Linked DNA regions of Homo sapiens: all the other regions are linked to region 4. Evidence: chromatin contacts called from ENCODE Hi-C or POLR2A ChIA-PET data. All regions are on one chromosome and are shown on one strand. Each heading gives the region's core, a stretch centred on a gene start or an enhancer-like site at or near the end of the contact. The rest is flanking DNA. Distances are from core to core; before and after follow the strand shown.

The links. Hi-C counts contacts between places; a loop is a spot of excess contacts on that map. ChIA-PET counts read pairs that join two places held with the same protein, here RNA polymerase II (POLR2A). Pooled maps may share reads with other maps.
Region 1: a loop to region 4 is called in a map of CD8-positive, alpha-beta T cell, with 15 times the contacts of the local background. The contact joins the promoter of ASTE1 here to the promoter of SRPRB in region 4. A Hi-C loop is called at or near these places in 3 of 168 maps with a recorded cell type or tissue (CD8-positive, alpha-beta T cell and naive thymus-derived CD4-positive, alpha-beta T cell) and 8 of 50 pooled maps. POLR2A ChIA-PET finds 5 or more read pairs at or near these places in 1 of 52 experiments (CD4-positive, alpha-beta T cell).
Region 2: a map of CD8-positive, alpha-beta T cell shows a loop between it and region 4 (14-fold over the local background). The contact joins the promoter of ATP2C1 here to the promoter of SRPRB in region 4. A Hi-C loop is called at or near these places in 4 of 168 maps with a recorded cell type or tissue (CD4-positive, alpha-beta memory T cell, CD8-positive, alpha-beta T cell and naive thymus-derived CD4-positive, alpha-beta T cell) and 7 of 50 pooled maps. POLR2A ChIA-PET finds 5 or more read pairs at or near these places in 1 of 52 experiments (naive thymus-derived CD4-positive, alpha-beta T cell).
Region 3: a loop to region 4 is called in a map of CD8-positive, alpha-beta T cell, with 22 times the contacts of the local background. The contact joins the promoter of STAG1 here to the promoter of SRPRB in region 4. A Hi-C loop is called at or near these places in 2 of 168 maps with a recorded cell type or tissue (CD8-positive, alpha-beta T cell and naive thymus-derived CD4-positive, alpha-beta T cell) and 10 of 50 pooled maps.

What each region holds. Positions count from the first base shown.
Region 1 is chr3:131,024,992-131,028,106 of GRCh38, forward strand. ASTE1 (asteroid structure-specific endonuclease 1) reads right to left here and starts at 1,834. Exons shown (of 6, transcript NM_014065.4): 1 at 1,516-1,834; 2 at 483-603; 3 at 1-340. The coding sequence starts at 315. NEK11 (NIMA related kinase 11) reads left to right here and starts at 1,886. Exons shown (of 18, transcript NM_024800.5): 1 at 1,886-2,015; 2 at 2,939-3,011. RefSeq lists enhancers at 1,486-1,725, 1,866-1,925, 2,006-2,195.
Region 2 is chr3:130,892,804-130,895,864 of GRCh38, forward strand. ATP2C1 (ATPase secretory pathway Ca2+ transporting 1) reads left to right here and starts at 1,281. Exons shown (of 28, transcript NM_001378687.1): 1 at 1,281-1,534; 2 at 1,787-1,972. The coding sequence starts at 1,967. It overlaps LOC107986023 (a long non-coding RNA gene), which reads right to left and starts at 1,118. Exons shown (of 3, transcript XR_001740492.2): 1 at 53-1,118. RefSeq lists an enhancer at 836-1,055 and a silencer at 1,146-1,535.
Region 3 is chr3:136,750,843-136,753,674 of GRCh38, forward strand. STAG1 (STAG1 cohesin complex component) reads right to left here and starts at 1,536. Exons shown (of 34, transcript NM_005862.3): 1 at 1,353-1,536. It overlaps STAG1-DT (STAG1 divergent transcript), which reads left to right and starts at 1,829. Exons shown (of 1, transcript NR_185911.1): 1 at 1,829-2,832. RefSeq lists silencers at 860-1,239, 1,560-1,789 and enhancers at 981-1,912, 1,800-2,119, 1,913-2,832.
Region 4 is chr3:133,804,403-133,807,104 of GRCh38, forward strand. It overlaps SRPRB (SRP receptor subunit beta), which reads left to right and starts at 1,413. Exons shown (of 7, transcript NM_001379313.1): 1 at 1,413-1,600; 2 at 2,207-2,301. The coding sequence starts at 1,447. LOC105374116 (a long non-coding RNA gene) reads right to left here and starts at 1,081. Exons shown (of 3, transcript XR_924513.3): 1 at 686-1,081. RefSeq lists enhancers at 1,065-1,174, 1,265-1,324, 1,465-1,674, 1,785-1,834, 1,865-1,974.

The DNA.
Region 1 (3,115 bases), core at 584-3,083, 2.8 Mb before region 4:
GGAATGGGCCATCTGGATCTTCTCTCTAGCTCTATCCTTTAAAGTTGTAAGCTTTTTATCTGAAATGTCACATCCTCCATCTAATACAACATATGGGCATATATTACAAGCAAACAGTGATTCAAAGAATTTTTGTACAACATCTGCAAAAGAATCATAGTCCCCTCCATACCGGAGATCCAAGTTTGAACTGAAGCAAAGACGGTGGAAAAGAGCATAACCATCAATGACAATTTTTGTGTCCCGCAACTTCAAATCAGTGAAGAACTCATTACTATGATCTTCCACAAAACTCATTAGTCCTCGGATACCCATGATGACAGTCTAAAGAATTAATCGCCTGTTTAAAACAACAGAAAACATTTTCAATTGATGCTAGTTATGGGGCACCAAGTCATTGCTTCCAGCACCATTAAATCAATAGCAAATGTTATGAAGTGCTCTTTAGATAGAACATAGATATCAACATCATAAATTCTTACCTAGATCCTCAAGCAATGTTAGCTGTGCTTTTTCATTCTCCTTTGCTTTCTGATACAAGGCACAAATTCAATGGTTTCATGGGTTGTAATCTTTGGATGGTGACAGAGGCTGCTGCTAATTCTAAAGAAAAATCAGTTGAAGTCCATTACTGACACACCAGTATAGAAGTTCTGTGAACTTTGATTCTTAAGTGGTAATAGTCAACATCTTACAGCACAGAGTATTTGTTTTGTGGGGTCAAAGTAAAAAGTCCTAAGCTAAAAAAAAGATATCATATTCATCTCATAATCACAAAGCATTTGGGCTTCAGTAAAGTAAGGTGTGTAGGACCTATGATAAGGATCAAGTTTTTCTTTTGTATTGACAATCAGTCACGGAACTTCTTTCAGGCTTTGGATTTGTGGGCCCTTCTTAATTGGCATAGTTTTTGGTATAAGGAAAACTGCTTCATGCCTCTAGGAACCCCTCTATCCAGTTACACCCCTAACCACGAGCTCTTTTCATCATCTTATTTTGCATATCTGGCCCAGCTACGCTTCCTCACCTGGCTAACTTAACTCGCAGGATCAGAATTGATGGTTTTTCTTTTGACACCTCGGGCTTCAATATGGCACAGCACGGTACTGTTACTATTACTTAAAATCGTGACATTTTGTCAGTCATGGATTTTTTTTGCTATAATTTTGATTTTTAGAGATTGCATTAAAACTTACCTTGATTACTGAATTTTATTGGCATCCATTTACATTTTACACTTATCTCACCCTAGTTCCAGCCCTGTCAGTATCTCAGAACCTTATCCTGTATAGTACTTATTTCTTTGCAAGATAGTTTTGTAAAGCGTCCATAAGCAGAGACTGTGTCAAGGCGTCCTACGCAAATTACAGGACCTTGCACAGACAGTTGCATAGAGCTGCATAGGGGAAAGGCGGGCAAAAGGTCTGACCTAAGTCTTCAAACACAGGCCTTCATACACCGTGCCACCTCGGCCCTCACAACCCGCCGCCCGGACCTGCAGCAGAGCCCACCTACTCTGTCCTCCCAGAGGAGTAGCTCCTCCATCAGAAGCCCGCTAGAGCCCAGCGAGGACTGGCTCCTGCACGTGAGAGTCCAATCTCAAGAGCGGGAATCGGAAGTCTCCCGGTGTGACGTCTCTGGGAAGTACAGTTCCGTGATGCCGGTGGCGCCAGACTGAGCCAAGGAGCAGGTGTTCTCGGGCCCAGAGGCGCTAAGTAGCTAAAGAGGGCTGGGACGTACGTTCCGAAATGGCTGCTGTCAGGCTAGGAAAGCTTGGCCCGCCGGTCCTCCTCTGCTTTCTCCGCCTACTTGGGTCGGCGAACACTTCCGCCTTGGTGCCGCCTCGCCCCGACTTCCCAGTATGCCCCGCGCCGTCTCCCTGGCCACGGTTCCAAACAGCCGTGGCCCGCGGTGTCTGGCGCTCGGTGGGTGTGGTTGCCCCTAGTTTGAGGCCTGCCCGATTACCCGCAAGACTTGGGCAGCCCCGGGCGCCGCTCCGACCACGACAGGGAAAGGTAAAGCGAACTGTCCTCCTTGGGGCTAGCCAGGCTCCCCTGCGAGGGGGAAGGTAATGGTTTCAAGCTGCCCGGGCTGGGTTCCGAATCTCTAGGACGCCATGGCTGCGATCTCCTCGCTTTCCTGGACATCTTACCTCCGGATGTACTCCAGTCTCAGTGCCCCTCAATAAACGTTAACCTGCTTTGCCAAAATGTAAATGTTTAAAAAGGTGAAGAAGCAAGGAATTGTTCGTTTTACCTTAAGGTTAAGATTTACTTTAAAGGTAGATTTGTGCTGTAGCAGAAACTGGTGACAAATTGCCTTCCTCTTATTACCTGGGAAGATAACTACTGGTTTTCAACTTGTGATAAATACTCCTTCCGTTGTCTTTTGCCCCCAGCCAGATCTGTTTCACCGAGAACGGGTAGTTTGCACAAGGTAGTAACTTTCTCCAAGTTCCCATCTAGCTTTCTTAACTAACCTTTTTTCTCTCCTTTGGGCGGCAGTTGATCTGCTGGACACTTACTTGCCTTAACAAGGTTTGTTAAACACCTAGTATATGCCAGGAGGTATGCCAGGGATTGGGGATGCAGAAATAAAGAAGATGTGTTCGCAGTGCCCAAGTTCACTCAAACCTCGAGGGGGAGCGTGTTGTCAAGTGAACAGATAGTTCTAGAATCTAGACAATGCGACACATTCTTGGGTAGGTTTATGGTTGCGCAGAGGAGACTAATGGAATGGATGACCTAAAAGTGGACTGGGATGGGGGTGGCAGGGCTGAGTCTGTGAGGGTGGGCGGGAGGGAACCTAGTCCCAGAGTCTTCTGCAGCCTGGACCAGACTACTTAAGCACTGCTGGGTTTAGACTGTCCTTTAAAATAAGAGCCGCTAGAAGTGAACTTCTCATTCTGTCCGTCCCTAATTCTGTCCTTCTCTAAAAGGAACCTTAATCTCATCTTTAAAATAAGGAGAATTACTGAGTGACCTGAAGGACCCTTTTCAGCTGGAAAGTCTGTAAGTCCATATATTTATTTGAACAGCTTAGTATGGCCAGACGGCATCACTTTTATGACAGTGAAGGGGAAGTAAAAACAAAAGGTATATTTAGAGGCCTGCTC
Region 2 (3,061 bases), core at 31-2,530, 2.9 Mb before region 4:
GTAAATCTAGAAAGCTGTCCAGAATTTTCAATCCTAGTCTAGTACCACTTACTTGGGAACAAATATAGAAACACAGGCAACCCCGTCCGTTAATTCTGATGTTGAACGTGTGGTTAGAGAGCACACTGCGATATGTTACAGGACCTGAGATAAAAAGCAAATTTGTAAAGTGTCTAAGTGTTGATGGAGAAAAACACATCTAGCATATACGGAAATTTTCTTTTGAGTTCTCTGTAGGATGATCACCAACTCAGTAGGTGAAGCCCTGCCCTCTAGTGGTTATGGGTGTGAGAGGACTTCTGTTCAACATTATATGTCTGGCTCACCACGGTTTATTAAAACCAATCGTTCATTAAAAAGCACTTATTAGGGGTCTGGGTAAGATGCCGAGCAAGTGAAATGTTTACGTGTGAAAAGGCATTGACACTGGACAAAGGTACAGCTGCTAAAAGAAGTGCTCGTTCATTGGCTTCGACAGCTGTACGACTGGTTTCTAATTGCTGTTCCAGCCTCTCCCCAGTTCCATATACCACAAACGAATGAAAAAGATTAGCTCTCCCTGGAGCTCTCTGAGGCTGAACCTTGCTCTCTCATTACACATGGTAACTAAGCACACCCCTTAAAGAATTTTGGGAAGTCGCCCCGCGATTACCGGCTCCCCCAAGAACCAAGCAGTCAGTGCAGGGTTTTGCAAGTGAGAGTGCGAGACTCGGGAGGCTGCTCACGGTGCTCCAGTCCCTGGCAGGAGCATGGACACCTCGCCCCTTCCTTCCGTGGGCCTCAACGTTGCCTGCTGAGATTGTGACTGCCACCCCGACGGGAGCAGCTTCCCCTACAGACTTTGTAGAGAGCGCTTAAACGCCTCGGGGACAGCGGCCATGACTCTCAGCTTGGGCCGACCCCGCGGCCGCCCCACGGGAATGCGTGGCCGACACGGGGCGTGGGCGAATCTCCGACCCTCGCGTTCAGGGGGTGCATATAAACGGGCGGACACCGTCCCTGGGGTAAGGGAGGCGCCAGCAAGAACAAGGCGGGCCACCAACCCCGAGCGACCTCCTACCGGACGGATCCAAACCCAAACATTGTCCATTCCGGGCCGAAGTCTCGGCCTTCACTTCACTTCCGCCTTCCCAGCCCGTGAACACGAATGCGCCTGCGCGCACCTCTCTCAGCGGAAGTAATAGTGACAAAGCTGGGTTCGCGGCTGGCCCAGGAGTGCGGGGCGCGACTGGGCGGCCGGCGGCGGGGAGGGGCGGAGCGCAGGAGTCGGAGGCGGGAGCAGACCAGCACGGCCTCGCGGAGCCGGCCCGGCGGACCGTGACGGGTCCCCTCACCTCCTCTTCTCTCCCCTCCCCGCCCGCCCTCTCTCCCTCCCTTCCTCCCTCCCGCTCGCTTCTTCTCACGCCGGGAGCAGGCTCCCGCCTCGCACCGCTGCCCCGCGAGCAGCTCCTCTTCTCCCGAGGCGCGCGGGGCGCCCCCGCGAGCCCCGCGGCTGAGACCCCGCAGCCTGGAGGAGGGCTGTCCGGGGCTTTGGGTGGGTACCAGTATTACCTCCTGCCCCCATTTCTAGAAACTTCCAGGTTCTGAAGGAAGGGGAGGTTCGGGTATCCCCTGGATGGGGGGGCATCTCTAGGGCGCCGCCCCGCTGGCGTGAGCTGGGGACGTTGCGGGCACACGACGGGGCGGGTGCGGGATCTTGGGGAGGGGGGCTCCCGAGATAGTGGCTGGGCGGGGAACTCCTTCCTCAGCCTCTCGTCAGCGCCGCTTCTCCTGGTTTCTCTTGCAGATGCTGCTGCTAGGGGTGGTGGGAGCAGCCGTGGGACGCGTGGCCGGGAGCGGGGGTGACAGCCTGGGATTCCGGGGGCTTCTCTTCCTTGTCCTCCTCCTCTCCTCTCTATTCCCAGTGTGGCCGTGGCTGACACTAAAGACTTTGTAGCCATCAACCCGAGTGCAGTTTCGATGGAAAATGAAGGTAAAGGCCCCTGGCCGACCGGTTGCAACGCGGAGTTGAGGGTGTGGTGGTTTGCTTTTAAGTTGTCTTTGTTTTTCCACCTTTTTATTTTCGTGAGCTTATTTATTTACTGTGTATGTGAAGTGTCCAAGGATTTGCTTACTTAGGGTATCCAGCTTTTATTTTGGTAACATGGGGCATTTGAGAGATTGAGGTTCTGTGGGTGACTGAGCTTGATTCAGCTTTCTTGAGGAATTCCTGCTCTCTTCAGCTTAGGGAATGAGAGGGAAGTTTTCATTTCAGATAGCGTCTGTGCATGTTTAAATAGCTATTTGAAAGGAATTACTCGAGGGGAAGTGGAAATGGGGGACAAGGGGATGGGGCTGCATCTCTGTATATTGGCGTTTCAAGCCTCGATGTGGTGTGTGGCAGGATTCATTTATAAGAAAGCAAGCCATGTTTTATTATGTCTAGCATTGGGGAAAAAACTCATTATTTTTCAATTCACAAAAAAAACCCAGTGAATTTAATGAAATGTTATGAGATGAGTGCTTTTCTTAAAGTTCCACCCTATTTCAAAACATCATTTAGGAGGCTGACAGCGGAACCTGTTTGTTCACTGTACACTTTGGACACATTAGATCGTCATTCACATGTTACATGATCCCTTTGGCCTCGTTAAAATATTTAATGCTTTTCCTACACAGCACTGATTATTTTTAAAATTGTTGAACAACTGTGAATAAGTGATTTTTTTTCCCCCTCCTGAAACAACACTTATTCTTTGGACTGACTTCTGACTTGTGCGTGATCATTTTTTTTTCTTCTGCCTTTAACCGGGCTGCAAAATACTATAAAAGATACTTAACAAATGACAGTTTTTTCCTCTGGTATAATTTGTTTTAAAAAATATGTGTCTGGTATAAAGGAGCTGCAGTCTTGCTGGCTGCTTCTAATTTGTTTTTCCATTGTTGAGAATGTAAGCTTGATTGTCTGACTAGGACTAGTAATTTTGAAATGGGTGTTTCTTATAGATGCAGTAATGTGTTTTGCTCTCTGAGACCTCTGGGCTATGTAGGGAATATGATGAGAGGCATGATTATATTGACA
Region 3 (2,832 bases), core at 286-2,785, 2.9 Mb after region 4:
CCTCATACATTATGAATATTAGAACAAGGTACGTTACATTACCATACAATAAACAAGTTATTTTTATTTTCACTCTTCTGTATATTTCCCTAAGTGCTTCACCATCGGAATGTGCAATTTTCTTAAAACACGAGGAAAACTAAAATGTAGAGTCATTCAAATTCCAGATAAGTTACAAATCACACAACTTTGTGCCAATTCAGATACTTTCTCAAGTAAACACTATTTTTGCGAAGATGCAAGTCTTTCTAGTCAGAATCACGAGAATAAACTCTATCCATCTTAACACCAACTTTAACAGCAAATAATTTTTTTTTATGACAAATTGCGTTTTTTTTTTTTGTTTTTTTTTTGTCTGTAAGTGTCCAAAACTATCCTATGACTTATACTCCCGGAGCACGATTCCCTGCAATGTGAAGAGAATCGACAGATAACATTTCAAATGTGGGTAGATGGGGGTGACGTGACAATCCTAAAACCTGAAAATTTCTTAGTACCCATACCATACAAGAAGAACCCAGTTCGGACCCTGCAAACGGGGCTCAGGTCCAACTCCAAGCACTCTAGTTTCCCACCCCGCCCCCACCTCGAGAAAGGAGGGAAAACAACTTTTATTGGCCTCGTCTCTCAGGGGACTGGCAAACTAGCGGGGCAGTGCTTAGGCCTGGACACGTTTCACAAGGAGGCCCCCGTCGGGGGCTGAGAGGGCAGATAGCTGGAAAGCCCAGCATTGATGCATCTCCCCCAGCCGCCACCCCGCTGCCCCACCCCGCCAACAAGAAGCCTGGGCCAGCCGCCCCGCCGAGCGACCCCCCAGGCCCCTCCGCTGAAATGAACTCGTTGTCATGTGACGCCGCCGCCGCTAAAACACCGCAGAAACGCAGGTCGGCAGGCGGCGGAAGGCATTCGCGCCAGCCCGCGTCGGCCCGGCCCCGCTGGGCGCGGGCGACTCCCGAGAGCCCGGGCGGGGGGGGGCGGAGGGCGGGCTTGGCGGCGGGCCCGAGCGCGCCACAAAGGCTTCCGCGCCTGTCGCCGTAGTGCCCGGGCGGGCGGGGGCAAAATTTTTGGTGCCCGCGGGAGGGGTGGCAAGCGACGAAGACGCCGGGGTGCCCACCGCGCCCACAGACGTCTCTCCGGGCACTCGGACGGCCCACGACCGCCGCACCCCGCACAGGCCCGCGCGGCCTCCCTCCCCCGCACGGGGCCCGCGCCCGGCCCGCCCGCTCGCCGCTCGCGCTCTCTCGCTCTCGCCCGGCCTCCATCTTGGATCGGCGCTTCCAGCCCCCGCGCCGCTGCCGCCGCATTCCCCCTCTTTCCCGCCCCCCGCCGCCGTCGCCGCCGCCCGCACTCACCTCAGCTGCCCATCCGGGCGCCGCCGACCATCGACCTAGTTTCCCCCCAAAAGTCTCCGGTGTGTTATTCCCGATGTGGGGGGGTTGTTACGGGGTGGTCGCCGGGGGTTCGGGAGCGGGGGCCGCGCCTTCAACGGAGCTGCAATCCTAACCCGCCATCTGGTGGCATTTTCCACACGCCAATGGCGCCGCTGCAGACTTGGGTCCGGACCGCCCTCTGCTGGCCGCGGTGCTCACTGCCTTGCTGACGGGACGGGCCTGCCCGGAAAGGGGAGGGAGCTGAGGCGCGAGCTAGGGGCCGCGGCAGGGGCGCGCGCAAACGCTTTCCAGTGGGGATTGCGCGCACGCGCACCAGCGGGGCGGGAAACGTGGCCGCTGCGTGGCGGCCCCGCCCCCACACGGAGCGCTCGCGCAGTTCAGCCAATCGCGAGAGGCGTAGGCTTCTGGATAAGGGCGCTGTGGACGGTTCTTGGGCCGCCCGCGGCTGGCGGAAGGACGGCCACGGTGGCGCCTGCGCGTCCGGCTCGCCGAGTTGCCGCCCGCCATTTTTGGAGCTTCTTGGAGATCTAGGCAGGAACCCGCCCCGGGTTCCTTCACCGAGGCTCCTCCCTAGGTCTCAGGGCCGGCGCTTTCCTCTGTTCCCGCCCGGCTCCTGCTGCCCCCATCCGCAGCTCTCGAGACGCCCTGCGGAAACCCGAGGGTGAGGCCGCGCAGATCCCTGCTCCTACTTGGATTTAGCAAGGGCCTCAGAGCTTAGCATTGTATTCGCGATTTACGGCTGACAAGCGCTTTCACCAGGCAAGAGTGAAAAGGTTTCAAAAGGACTATTGGGGACTTCCCTCGCCATTAATCTAGACGAAACACCGCCGGCCCTAGGCCGATTGGCGTCATCCTGCCTCTGTAAAGCACATCTTTCCGTGGTGTCGGCTTTGCATAAGGCGGCAGCATTGGCTAGTTTGTGAGAGGAGAATATAACTAGACTGAGAAGATAGACTCAGCTGTGAAAGTGGATTTCTCCCTCCACAACCTAGGACTACTTTCAGTAGCTCTGAAATACACATGAGAATCTTAGCCTTCTAGATGCCAAAAGAGAAATAATCAGTAAGGTGAAATCATTAACAAACTATTTATGTTTAACGTCGCCTCTTCCCTGATCTCCACCTGCCCGTCCGTGGCCATGGATCCCTACCTTTCACCTGCTTACAACTTTTCACCACAAAAGTGAATCCTTACTCTCCTGGATCATTAGCCCCATATATGACTAACTTCTCTATCGCTATAGCCAACTCTATTTCAGTATGGAATCGCTCAACTACTTTATAGTCTTAAGGGCCTGTCTCCAGTAGGTTACCCCTATTTGTGTTTTCTCTCTCAAGGGTTTGCAAGATGTGTGGCTTTTCGCTGGAGGAAGTCATAACTGACCAGATTGGATATGAATTCGTGACTGGACTCCTACTTATAATTTTCTTGCGTTTTCTTC
Region 4 (2,702 bases), core at 163-2,662:
GCCATAGTCAACTATGTGCATATTCAGGGGGGTGTAAAGGAAGACAAAGATTTTTAAAGAAAAAATGAGTCAGATTCCATAATTGTTTTAAGATAATTATCCTTGGCTACAAGGATCAAATGGCAAGGATGGCATCAGTACTAGGTTGGACAGGGAGTTGCTGGGTAGCCGTCCTAACAGATGTATTTTTTTGTGTGTAAGGTTGCGATGGCCTTTGTGCAAGTCTGTGGTTTTTGCAGTCTTTTGTGACAGTTTTTGTCATCAGGCATGGGTGCCTGAGAACCCTCCCTCCATGGCCTTTCACCAGCTCCATTTTTCTGATTAAAAAAAAAAATACAAGTGACTCCATTTTGATGCTGACAACTTTTTCAATGGCAATGTGGAACTGTAATAAACTTTTTTCAATCTTTCAGTGACACTGACATCTTCATGTCTCTACTCAGCCATACAATTAAATTAAATAATGTGTACATTTTAAAACAATGACAGCTGTTTAATGACAGAGACTGTGAACTGGGACCCTCTAGGCTGGCCACTTTTGGTGTTTTATTTGGGCCACAAGTTTTTGAATGCTTTCAATTACCTACAGAAAATTTCAAAAGTGGAAAATTTCCTATAAAAATCTGCCTTTATTGCTTCTCTTGAAAACTGGAAGAACCGGCCACCCAGGTCCCATAACACCTACCTGGCTGAATAGGGTCGGCCCTACTTTCAGCAGAAATACCTCCTGCAGTTTTCAACAGCCCCAGCTCTCCTGGGCGTTGATTTTCCTAGTTGCTTCCTTTAATGCAGACATTTGAGTTTGCAGCCCTAGATTGACAGTGTAGGGGCACTGAATTACTTAGGGTTCCCACATACATCGTTTCTTACACTCATTTTCTTCTGCACAGCACCTTTTTTTCCTTTAACCACTCGCAGATGCTAACTCATTCTTCAGGACTCAATTCCAATGTCCAGAAGCTTTTCTCTGAACTCATGATGGACTCCGCGTCCCATTATGTATTCCCACATCGCTCCGTACATCCATCTGTCACATCCCTTGTCACATTAAATTCAGATTAAATGTTTGTAGGATGCTTGAGTTCTTCACAAGTCTCACGTCACTTAGCGACGGTCGGGAACTCCTCAGTGGTAGTTTCGGGAGCCATTCATTCATTTTATTCATTTCATCATTCTTTCAACAGTCATAACGTAGGTGACGACGACTGACTCATCTCTTAAAAGATGTGTGTGTCCCTCGACAAATAACCTGTCTGCCCCTATCGTTCTGTAGGAGGACGGAGTCCCAGAGAACTACAACTCCCATCAAGCACTTGGGGGATCGCCGCGGCTGAGGGAGAGACTATGGCTTAGGAACCACCATTCGCGTGAGGCTCTGCTCCCCGCGCCTGCGCAGAGTGCAGGGCCACGTCGCTTTTGCTGTACCGGGGACCACGCGTCTCATCCATGGCTTCCGCGGACTCGCGCCGGGTGGCAGATGGCGGCGGTGCCGGGGGCACCTTCCAGCCCTACCTAGACACCTTGCGGCAGGAGCTGCAGCAGACGGACCCAACGCTGTTGTCAGTAGTGGTGGCGGTTCTTGCGGTGCTGCTGACGCTAGGTAAAAGGCGGCCGGTGGTCATGGCGGGTTTGGGGCGGGCAGAGGTCCGGGCTTTGGCTGCACCGCTGCAGGCCGGGGACGCGGGGCTGAGAGGGCGCCTTGAGGGCATCAGGAGGGTGAGACCCACCCAGTCTACACCCCACCCTCTCTCCTGAAGCAGCGGCAGCAGCTGGGCGTTAAGGGGGATGCCGGGCAACCCCCGGAGTTAACGTCCTGGTCCTTGGGGCGCAGATTGCTCTTCGTCATCTGCCCTGTTACGCTTGAGCGCGCTGTTCCTCGCCTTCCGCTGTTCTCACTGCAAAGACTCAGGGTCTTGACACCAACTTTCAGCCTCCCGTGTTTGCGTGCGGGCGCTGGGATACCAAGGTAGTGAGATAGCACCTGAGTCCCAGTCAGAGTAAGGACTGCAAAGAAAAGTTGACAGTTGACAGTGCCTGGCTCTCAGTGGATCCCTAACAACAGCAATAGTAACCATTATGATAAAAGTCAGTTCCAGGTGAATGAGGTGTTTCGTCACAGACTTCTGTGAATTTCCCCACCCCAGCCATGCACATATACTGATTCCCAAGGCGTAATTTTTGTTGTTTTTCTCTGTCTATTCCACAGTCTTCTGGAAGTTAATCCGGAGCAGAAGGAGCAGTCAGAGAGCTGTTCTTCTTGTTGGCCTTTGTGATTCCGGGAAAACGTTGCTCTTTGTCAGGGTAAATGATTTCATTGACACCCCTGTTAAGCTTAATAGAAAATTTTATAGATCCCAGTATTCCTGTCATCTCACGGTTTATTTTGTAAAAGAAGCTGATGCTGTTAAATTTGGAAGTTAATTCTTGACTTACTTGGGAGAACAAAAAGACTCGTAGAAACCCATAATTGAGAAATATTGGTCATTTCTCCTTTTTTTTTTCTGTTTGCCCTTGCCAGATGCTGATATTTAGTCTTTATCACATTCAAGGATTTTATTTAATTAGTTTCATTCCAGAATAGCAGAAGGCATAGAAGCTAGTGTCCTACAGTTTATAATTCCTTCGTTAACAAATTCTTAGGACAGTTTATCGAAGACACTTTTTCACAGGGTGATCCTTCTTTGACATAGTGGGCTAGTTAG